Regions from separate parts of the Homo sapiens genome. Here region 1 is linked to region 2. A link is a loop called in an ENCODE intact Hi-C map of the cell type or tissue named here. Cell type or tissue: PC-3. All regions are shown on one strand. Each heading gives the region's core, and the rest is flanking DNA. Links, peaks and the distances in the headings are about the cores only.

What was found. Hi-C counts contacts between places; a loop is a spot of excess contacts. Peaks named below come from ENCODE experiments on the same cell type or tissue, not always from the same donor. Only the 100,000 strongest peaks of a DNase experiment are listed, where the experiment ranks them.
Region 1: it touches region 2 in a loop (6-fold over the local background); 9 of 110 quality-filtered maps call a loop at or near these places.

What each region holds. Positions count from the first base shown.
Region 1 is chr10:75,505,948-75,511,321 of GRCh38, reverse strand. All of the region lies in intron 2 of LRMDA (leucine rich melanocyte differentiation associated), which reads right to left. Among named protein-coding and RNA genes, the nearest start is that of MIR606, 44 kb to the left of the region's middle. In PC-3, for the core only: no CTCF peak of the experiment used is centred there; a DNase peak (open chromatin) is centred at 2,771; H3K27ac peaks cover 1,394 bases.
Region 2 is chr10:75,406,733-75,412,106 of GRCh38, reverse strand. It overlaps ZNF503-AS2 (ZNF503 antisense RNA 2), which reads right to left. Exons shown (of 2, transcript NR_024421.1): 2 at 3,125-4,852. LOC101929234 (a long non-coding RNA gene) reads right to left here and starts at 2,950. Exons shown (of 3, transcript NR_110304.1): 1 at 2,667-2,950; 2 at 1,923-1,977; 3 at 783-1,815. RefSeq lists enhancers at 4,417-5,157, 5,158-5,374. In PC-3, for the core only: CTCF peaks have their summits at 2,680, 4,622 and 4,830; DNase peaks (open chromatin) are centred at 2,596, 2,996, 4,266, 4,656 and 1 weaker place; H3K4me3 peaks cover 3,331 bases; H3K27ac peaks cover 2,805 bases; H3K27me3 peaks cover 4,917 bases.

The DNA.
Region 1 (5,374 bases), core at 78-5,077, 99 kb before region 2:
ACTCTATTGCCCAGGCTGGAGTGTGATGGCACAATCACAGCTCACCGCACCCTTGACCTCCTGTGCTGAGGCAATCCTCCCACCTCAGCCTCGCGAGTAGGTGGGACTACAGATGCACACCACCACACATGGCTAATTTTTGTTTTGTTTTTGTTTTGTAGAGATGAGGTTTCGCCATGTCGCTCAGGCTGGTCTCGAACTCCTGGGCTCAAGCGATCTGCCCACCTCAGCCCCCGCAAAGTGCTGGAATTACAGGTGTGATACACTATTTTTAATCCATAAAAGGTGAGGCTCTTCCCAAATCAATACAGTAGGTGCCAGTGTGGGCACAGAAGGGAACAGAGAAAAGGGGGACTGTTACCATGTCAACTGCCTTGTTTTTCCTCCAGGCATCCAGCTATGGAATGGGCAGGTACAAACTCAGATCAGTGGCCTGGCCTTTTTTGGATATGTGTGGCTATTTCAGAAAAGGATGACCCACTCTCCTGCCTCAGGGACTAGGCCAGCCCCACCCTCCCTGGGCTTGCTCATCTCCTCCCACTAACTTCTCTTCTGCCTCCATGGCCAACACCCCCACCTCTTTCAGCCTTGCCTCCAGACCAGCCTCCTCCTTCCCCACAGGAACTGTCACAGACCACCATCCATTCAACTGGCCAAGAGAGCAAACCTGAGTTTGCTGTCTCAAGAGGCTTCAGCTTGGAGCTGGTAGATTTCATCTATCCAAATCTCAATCACCCTTCAGAACTCAGCTCGAATTATATTTCTTCCCCCAAGAAGCCTCTCATACCCTCATGTGTTAGAAATTTTGGATTACTCCACCCCCTCTAGTGCTCTTAAGCAACCATTAACACCCAACATGTCAGGAACAAGTTTTAGTCCAAAACTACAGTGTGTAACATACAAGTCCTCTTCCCAGGGACCCAACAGCATCTATGCTTTTCTTCACCTCTGACTCTCCTCCCCAGAGTCCAGGAAATCTCCACCTGGTATTCAGAGTCAGCCAGTTCTTCTGTCACCATGCATTCTTCCAAATCTTTTTTCCTTACATTTGGGCTTAAATTTTTGTCATTCAAAAGCCCAGATAGGACTCTCCTCTCCCCTATTTTCTGTCATGCCATCACTTGTGGAAGAAAGCAAGCACCAAGTACCCAAGTTGAGGGAAAGGAAGGAATGGCAAGAGGTCCAAAGAAATGAAGATTTTCAAAAGTAAAGGGAAATGCAAAGCTCAGTGATTATCTCAAATTAAATATCCTGTCACACAAACATTTATTGATTGCCTCTTCTGTGCCAGGTACTCTGCCAGGCATTTTTGTTTCTGGTCTCCCATTTGAACTCAGGGCAACCCTGTCTGTTTTGGAGGAAAAAATAGACTGGGTGGGCAGATGACTTCCTCAGAGTCACACAATCAGTAGCCCCACATGCGGTCTGCCCTCTGCCTCAGACAGGCTGTAAGAGCCTCAAGACTGGGGCTGTAAGTTCATCCACACACCGGGAGATAAGGTGAAGTGGTTCAACATGAGAAGTGAGCAAATTCAGATCCCTTATTTTGCAGATAGAGAAACTGAGGCCAGAAAACTGAAGTGACTTCCCAGTGTCTCCTGACCAAAAGAAAAATAAGCATTAAATGAAGAGAAAGGAAATAATGAAGTGGAAAGGATAGTTGACCTCAAATAGAAACATGGATGCTAGTCCCGGTTCTGCCACCAATCAAGACAACCCACCTCTCTGGGGCTCAGTGTCATCTGTAAAATAAGGCCTGGAAGAAATACAGCAAATCATGGTGTCAACAGGTATCAGAGACACCCTTCTGGCATCAGTATTCTGTAACTCTCAGAGAGCCACAGTCTTAAAGTCTTTCTAGACACAATCTTAAAAGTAGAAGACTAAATAATATGCACATGTCACATCATACAAAAACATGCTGTGGAAGCAGAAAGTAAAAGGAAATTTTGAGCATAATATGAGTTTTGAATTTAATATTTGCTTATTTTTTTCTTTTTCCTCCTGGTAAAATTGCTTAAGAGTGTTACACACACACACATATACACATATACACAGCCCATTCGACCTCTCTAGCCACGTGGGTTTCTGCTCCCAGACAACACTGCACCACGAACGGGGTAGGAGATGTCAGCCAGCAACGGTGGCCCATGAGGGCCAACAAACAGCAGCCAAGCACTCCCACTGTCACCACCCTAAAACACCTGGTCGAGTCTGATTAATGAGATGAGGACCAGATGCTTAAAAATGTCTGCTAAATTAAAAGAAAAAGAAGAAACAAAGAGAAAAGGAAAGGAAACCAGAAGCCTGCCTTTAATATAGTGCACTTTGTTATCTGTAATGTCTTTCAACCACAGATAACAGAATCAACCACATGGAATCTAAGATGCACGCCAGGTGAAAAAACACCATAAAGACATAATAAAAAGTTCCACCAGTGCCCATAAATTGCTGGGGGACTGTTACAAGGGCAGAGTCATAAATTCTTAATGTTTCCCAAATTAGAGGGTACCAACACATATGCAAATATATTTGTGTGGGTAATTGAGGACTAAAAATCTTACATTAAGCACAGCTACCTCCTTCAAACGCTGTTAGGGGAGCCTCTGACAGGCACACTCATACAGCACACACTGTAGGAATTCAATTTGGAAACCATCATCTAAAGCACAGAGGAGAACAGGAAAGTCATATTGCTATAATGCTTAGATTATCAATCATCTTGACAGTTTATTGGCTTTATCACCACACATACCATTAAAATGATGTCTGGCCTAGACTGTCAGGAGCAAACATTAAACAGACCAGGATTAAAAAGCAGATCCCAAACAGCACTCCAGTCAAGTTTCTCTTCCACTCTGAAATTAGTTAGAGCTGACTAAGAAACTGGCACTAGACTTTGAAGAAATATACAGCCCAAAAGGCTGAGAGTCAACTCAGACCTGACAAGCTGATAGGTAATGTCATGTTATGGCAAATCTGACTCTCCTGTGGTTGATTTATCACGTACTCTGTGCAACAGAATGATTGCTAATGGTGGAAGGGAGAGGGGGGGAAAAAAACACCACCATAATTTGCCTCTTCTTGCAACCAAGGGCTTGTATCAAAAGGGCCAAGCCAGCTCCCTGAAGTGGGGTAGGAATGCTAATAAATTCACACTACTGAGCAAACATATTAACATTACCCCCACACAGGTTATTAAAGTAATTTTACAGATTCAGAAGAACTGAACAGGCAGCAGAAGAGACATTCATAATTCAAGAGCTCTAGACAGCGAAAGAGTTACGAACCCTATACGTTTTTAAAATGCTTCTGCATGTGTCACTTTGGCAAGGAAATCTCAACACAATTAAAACTATACTAGCACATCAATAGGGCTCAATTGAGAGCTGTGTACCTGCCTTTTACTAGGCCAGGGCTTTATAGATGCCTCAGGAAGAAAAGGGAAATAGGAAATTCACCGCTAATTAAAGGGAACCTTCTGTGCCTAAGGACAAATGGTGGCATTTCTAAAATATATATAAAAGAAACACATTTCCAAATCTCTGCCAAGGGTTTGGCTTTTTCACAGTCCCTAGAACTATTCTGTGTTTGTTTGGAAGTTACAGAGCTATTCTGTTTGTGATTAATAGTTTGCTTTCCAGTACAAATAAGTCATTAAGAAGGGTAGGGTGGGGCACAGAGAGAAGTGACAGAATAGGAACTGGCTCCGAAACAATGCGAGTAAAAAATTCAGACCACATTTTTCAATCTTTCACTCCATTGCTTATTTACCCAAGTGAGGTTCCCTGCCTGTCTCTCTGGGTGACTTCAACATGACCCTTTAAGTGAAAAAACTCATTGGGACACCATATCAGAGGCCCTTTCTCTACTTCCTTTCACCTAGCTGGGCTTTTTGGTACCTTGAAAACTCAGCTAATTCATGATTAAGAAAAGAATCTGGAAAATGATGGCACAAAAGCAGCCAGGAGGCATGAAGAAGCTGCTTCAGGAGAGCTCCTGCCCTTGCTGGGGTACCCCTGTGACACTCCAGGGTCGCCCCCAATAGGCTGTAGTGCCATTTTGTGATGCTTCCAGCCAGCCATCTTTCTCCAAGCAGTGCCATCCTGTTTTGTTGGTTGTACGCTGGAGTGGAGGAACTGACAATACACCATTTACCGAGGGAGAGTCACTCCCTGTACAACAGATGTCACCAGGAAAAAAAAAAAAAAGATGCCAGAACACAAGGCTTGTACACTGCTGAGCAAACACTGAATTTTGCACCTGAATGAGCATCTGGGTTTGAGAGACCAGGCAAGACCCACCCACATCCCCAAACACGCACTCACCCAACCACAGCACAACTCTCCCCAAGGGCCCCAAGAGAGCTAAATGGGGGAAAGGCAGCCAGCATCCAAGCTCCTCACACCAGGAACTTCCTCTGCCATTGCTTCTGGCTCAGGTTTCCAAAGCACTTTCACTAAGGGTGAAGAGAGAACCTCCCACAACAACCCCCTCGTGCCAGGAAACCTGAAAGAATCTCTGCTTTCACACTCCAAGACACCAGGCACCAAGATTTCCATGGGGAAAGACATAGCAGTCAGTGAAATCAATCATCATGGTCACTGGGCACCGGCCAAGGGACCAACATGGCGCTGAACTCTACAGGGGATACATGGGACTTTTAAAGCATGGTCCATGTCTCTCCACCAAGCCTACAACCAACCCAATTGGGGACCATGATTGGTTTATCACCAAGTAGATGGAGAGTTTCATGGTTTGCTCTCGCCACTGGCCCATGAGCTCCTACAGGGCAGGGACCACATCTCACTGATCTGCTATAAGACACCAAAAAAAAACAACAGAAATGAATGAAAAAAATAAATGAATGATTGATTTTTTAAGAAATCAAAAAATAATAAGCACAGGGTAAAAAGGCAGAACTGTTAGTTGGTTTGGAAATCCCAGCTTTGCTGCCAGTTCAGGCCATTCTCCACTCAGTGACTTAGAGAAATCAGACAGGGGAGTGGCAGGAAGTGGAACAAATGTGTTCTCTTTTCTCTAAGTCCTCTCAGAATGCCCTCCTATTCCCCATCACACCTGCGTAATGCCATGTCCATCTTATCCTGAGAGTCTATGTTTGGGGTCACTCAGCCTGGTTGTAATCAGAAAGGTAAAGCAGGACAGGATTAGTGGGAGTACTACTAAGAAATGAAAAACCAGAGGTTTATTTTAGCTTGTTCTACTTATGGTTCATTGACTTCTGCCCTGAAAACAGCTCCAAACGACTCCCAGGGGTCAGCCAAACACTAAGTTCACCGCAGGTTTTCTCACTATGAAACTAATAAGCCTTAAAGGCTCTGTGTTTGTATTTTAGGTGCTACTACAAGAGGGA
Region 2 (5,374 bases), core at 266-5,265:
TTGAGTCTGGAAGGTCAAGGCTGCAGTGAGCCATGTTTGTGCCACTGCACTCCAGCCTGGGCAACAAAGTGAGACCCTGTCTAAAATACATACATATATACATACATTAAAAAAAAATAAAAATAAATTAAAATTACTATGTAGCTAAAAAATGAATATATTCATTCCATATCTATAGACCCATTTATTATTAAGAATGAATGAGCGAGTTGCAGAGACCCCTAATATAATCCTTTTTGTATAAATAGGCAATAACACAATAGCTCCACATATATGAATATAGTTTATTATGAGCATGGAGCATGGTGAAAGAGGTAGAAGTTATACCCCAGGTCCTTAACAATGGATGTCTTGGGAGACTGGGTGGGAAATGCAGAGGAGGTGAGGAAGATCACTGATGTTTTTCTTTGTATATCTTTGAGTGTTTTCCTGGTTGAGGTGAACATGTGTTTCTTTCATAATTTTGGAATGCATCTTAAAGCTTTACAAAAGTAGTTTGGAAGTGGGCTATGAAGAGTCAAGTGTTACACTGTATCATAGGGAGCCACTGAAGAGTTTTGAGTAAGGGAATGATGTGGTCAGGAAAATTAACCCAGCAGGAGTATGTATGATGGATTAGAGGCAGGAGAGGTGGAGGATGGGCAGAACAATTAGAAGGTTCTTGTAGCAGCAGTTAAGTCAGAAACTAGTAAGAACTGAACTGTGATAGCAATAATATGTGAAGAAAGGAAGAGGAAAGGGGGTGCAGGCTAGAGCCTTGAGACATACATGCCCAACACTGGGAGATGGTCGTGGGTGGCATGGTTTTCCATTAAATTGTGTCAACCAACACATCTTGCATCTTGAAACCCTGAATAAATGGCTGTAATCCATGCATATTCCTCTTCTCCAACCTCCTCCAGCATCCCCTTATTTGACATTTACAATAAAGGCATTCAAAATAACATATGTTTTCATGAGATTTGTATCATCGCCCTCATTAAGTTGAGAACATCTTGGAATGTGAGACCATGGAGAATACTTACTGGTGGCCCCAAAAAGGGCAGTTTCATTCGTTCATCATAGTTGGTGGTTTATACAAATGTTCCTTCTTCATTTGTTCCTTGAAGGAACGGCCCTAGTCCCTACCCCCTGGGAGTTTACCATCCAGTGAAGCGGACAGACTCTCAACAGGAAATTCTATTATAAGTGAGGGTAATGGGAGGCGGGAGGATGCAGGAAAGTGATGTGTGAGCTGAGACCTGAAGGAAGAGTATGCGCAAGCCAGGTGAAGAGAAGGACAGGTCATTCCAGAGAGACAGAGAAAAGCAGGAGCAAAGCCCTTGAGGTGGGGAGTAGCATGGCACATTTGAGGAACTAAAAGGAAGCCTTGGGTAGCAGGAGTTCCAGGTGAGGGGGTGTGGAGGCAGACAAAGGCAGAAAGGCAAGCTGGGGCAGAGCCAGTGTAGACCCGCCAGCCAGGGGAGGCAAGCTCAACTTGTTCTCAAGAACAATGGGAACCCGGATGCCTTTAAGCAGAAGAGAAACATGGTTGGATTTGCTTTTTAAAAAAAGAGCATGCTGGCTTGGGCTGGGACTACAGGGAAACAGCAAGGAATGCTCAATGGTCCGGTTTTCCCATTAGGCTGGGAGCTGGCCAGGGGCTGAGATGACCCCATGCCATTTATACTGTTCTCCTCTGTGCAGATCTCCCTCCTGCTCTGCACTGGCTTCAGCTGCAAATGGTTGTGGTTAACAGGCTGGTACTCCCCCATCAGAAAAGTAGAATTCTCCCTCCAATACTCCCCCAGAGTAAGGAGTTGGCATGCCCCAGATCTGAAGGAAAGAAGGGATGAGGATGGGATGCGGGTGAGGCAAGGCAGATTTCTTCTCTCTGTGCCTCAATTTCTTTATCTATGAAATGGGGCATTCATGGTACCTACCTCAGAGAGTCGCTGTGGGCGAGGACATAATTCATACAAAATTTTTAAATGGCACCTGGCACAAAATGAACAATCAAAAAGTGTTAGTTTTTGCTTTTGTTCTTCCTGAAAGATAGGTGGGACCCTATGAGCACGGACTATATTCCCCACTGTCCAAGAGGACGGCTGATCACATCCGCAGAGAGAGCGTGAGGACCCCTGGGCCAGGCAGGTGTCAGGAGTACCAAATGACCTAAGTTTCAACAAATCTCACGTGCAAGTTTGGGCCTGGGATCCTAGTCTGCAGATGCTTCTGTTCCTATGACTTAAAAAGAGAGTACCCCCAGGTGAGGAAAAGGGAGCCGCCCTGTGCCCTCCTGCGAAACCCGGTTCAGCCCGAGGCCTCCGGGGTTGGGGGCGCGACTGGGGGGGCGCCGTGGCCTGAGATCCAGCTCCGAGTCGGTGGGGGCGGAGCCTGGCCTGGAGCGGGCGGGCCCGCGCGGCGGAGGGGCGGGACCGGCGCGGCAGCCCGCAGCCCCACCCCCAACGGAAGTGCCGCCGGGCCCGCCCCTCCCTCCTGAGGCCCGTTCCCCTCGCCCCTCCCTCGGCCCACTCTTCATGGCTCAATTTCGGCTCCCGGAGCTGGTTCTACCAGGGCCCCAGCACCGGTCCAGAGAGGAGGCCCCGGGTCCGCGCGTCTGGTTGTGTCGGGCGGTGCTCTCTGTCCTTCTCACTCCCCAGCCCTCCCTTCCATTTCTCGGTTACCTGCGCGGCTGCAGGCGCCGCCGGGGACTGCACAGGTAAAAGTCTCGGCAAGTGAGGGCGCAGGTGTGGGCGCCTCCTGGGCCAGGCGGGCAGGGGAGAGGCCGACGGCACGTGCCTGGCTCTAAAAAGATTTTTTTTTTTTAACAGGGATTGTATTGACAGTGGGGGCTTGGGGAGGGCAGACACGGACCCTGGGAGCGCTGCAGGGCACTGGGGGGAGAGAGGGGCGGGACTGAAGCCCCGGAGATTGGGGGCCGGTTCCTTTACGGCCCCGCAGCTTGCGCAGGCTCCGTGGTGCCTGGGAGGTGGTGCGCCGGTTGGGTGGGGGCGGGTCCAGGCCGCGGCGTCGGAGAATTGTCCCCCATCCAGTCCCCGCGATGACTGGGTTTTGACAGCCTCCCCTCCCGAGCGCGCACATTCCCAGGTTTGCAGAATGAAAATCAATAAAATCGATGCAGTGGCAAAGAACGCGAAACATGTTGGGTTATTATTATTATTTGTGTTTGTTAAATTTTTTTTCTTTAAACTTTTTTCTTATAAAAGGTGGTTTCAGCTTGGATAATGGCCTCAGAGAGGGACGAAAAACGCCCCCTGGTTTCCCAGCAGGGTCCGGGGACCCGTCTTAGGTCCCAAGCCTCGAAAAACGTCCCAGGGCGGCTGTGCGGGGTCTGGCGGCGGGAAAGAAGCCCGGGGCACGCTCGGTTTCCGGATACGGCTATTCACCGCACCTCACCCTCTGCCCTTTAGGGAGATGGCCCCCCTCCACCGATATTTCCCCGGTTCACCACCCCCACGCCCCGGGAACCGCGCCTCCTCCCCTCCCCCGCGCTCTCCCCGGCGCTTTAAGTAATGATATTTGCATGCAGGGAGCGATTCATAAATATGTCAGGGCTGGTGAAATATAGGCAACATTTCAAACTTTCTATTTAAAAAACATGAATTATGGCCGCGGAAAATGTGTTCCCATTTAAAGGCGATACGAAGTATTTGGTGTCTCGTCCCCGGGCCCATCCATCACGCAGACAATAAAGAGAGTTTTTCGCCCTGACACCCGCGATTTATGGGCGCCCTTCTCTGCCCTCATCACTCACGCGCCGCGGCCGGCCTGGCGACAGGCCCCGCGGAGAGACGCGCGGCCGCCCCCGCGCGGGCCAGCGCGCGCACTTTGCGCCCTCGCTGGCCCCGCAAGATCTCGGCTCCCAGAGGGAAGCACCCGCTCCCAGGAGTTGGGGGATCGGTCTTGAGGGTCTGGGCAGCCGAGTGGGAGCAGAAACCACACTGGTCCTCCCACCCGCGCAGCCTCTCAGGGCCGGGGCCGAGCGCGCCGCGGCGGGGTTTTGCTAGCCTTTGCTGTGTCCTGGCCTCAACGGCGCCGCGCCGGGAAGTTTGCAGGGCAGGCGGCGGGAAGTTATTTAAGCACTGGCTCGAAGTGAGGACAGAGAACTGGGCAGGGGGTTACCCAGGCCAATTCTTGGGCCATTCCGCCCCAAGGAACATGGAGCTGTCCCCAAGCTTTCTTGAGCCCCGCCGGGCGGACGCTTCTCGGCTAATCTTTCTGCAACTTTTACAAAGCTGCCTCCTCCCCAGTTTGATCTCTGCAAACACATCCTGGGCGTCCGCGGCAGCTTGGAAACTATTTTTACCGTCTGGGGCCGAGGAGTTGCATTGAAATAAGGAAGGCGAGGCGCCTTCTCTAGCGTTTCACCCCGGACCAGGCTGGGTCACCCAGTGGCCTCTTTGCTCCCCCGCCCCACCCTTCGTGCGCCTTCCAGAGCCGCCATCGAATCTCTCTTGCTAACTTGCAGCGCTCTGGGGGTTCTCCAGACACAGGCGCAGGAGGGAGCCTTCGTCGAGGAAAGTTCCGGCTACCTCTGTTGGGGAATTTGCTTTCATTTTTCACCGCGGGCGAACCTGGCCAGGCGGGTTTCCGAAGCACTGGCAGAGGTGGGGGCTGCCAGGCACTGCCAGGCAGCGAGAGGCCGCTCGACCTGGGGGCGCCGCTTGTCCAGCCTCCCTCGGAGGGCAGACTTGCAGCCACCCGGGCACTAGAAACCACCTCGAGTCCTGCGTTGGGCCGAGGTGTCGGCGTACACGCGAGCCGGGAGCCGTTTCTTGCAGGATGCCTGCGAGCTGGATGTATTCGGATAAATGCAGCGCAAACGACAGCCAGAGAAATCCCGTCGATTCTAAAAATGACAAGGTTGAATTTATTAGACTGAGAGTCATGTTTAAGTGCAGGGAGATGAAAATTATACAAACAGCTCCACGTCCAGTGTGAACACCACTGATCGCTTCCAGCTTCTAGGGCATGTAATTAACACATCTGAATATTTAGATCTAGAGAGAAATATAAAAATACTCTTAAATTCTCCGTGTGTGGACATATATTTCAGTTGAAAACATTCTAGAGCAAGTGTCCTTTACAGCCCCTGCTTGGGTGTCATCTGGGCTGGAGATAGAACTTATGTTCAAATAACCACCCAGAGAATATTATCTATAACCAGAGTGAGTCCCGCATCGCTGAGGGTTACGGTATCTACAGATCTTTAAATATCTGCAGCGTGGCAGAGGTGAAATAAATGTATTTAAGAAAAGCAGGCGCGAAGATAACCGAGCCACTGTGTCCAAACAATATTTCTGGGCATGGAAATAAATTTCCTACAAGGTCGGCAGTGGAGAGTGCAGACAAATGGAGAGGCTTTGGGAAA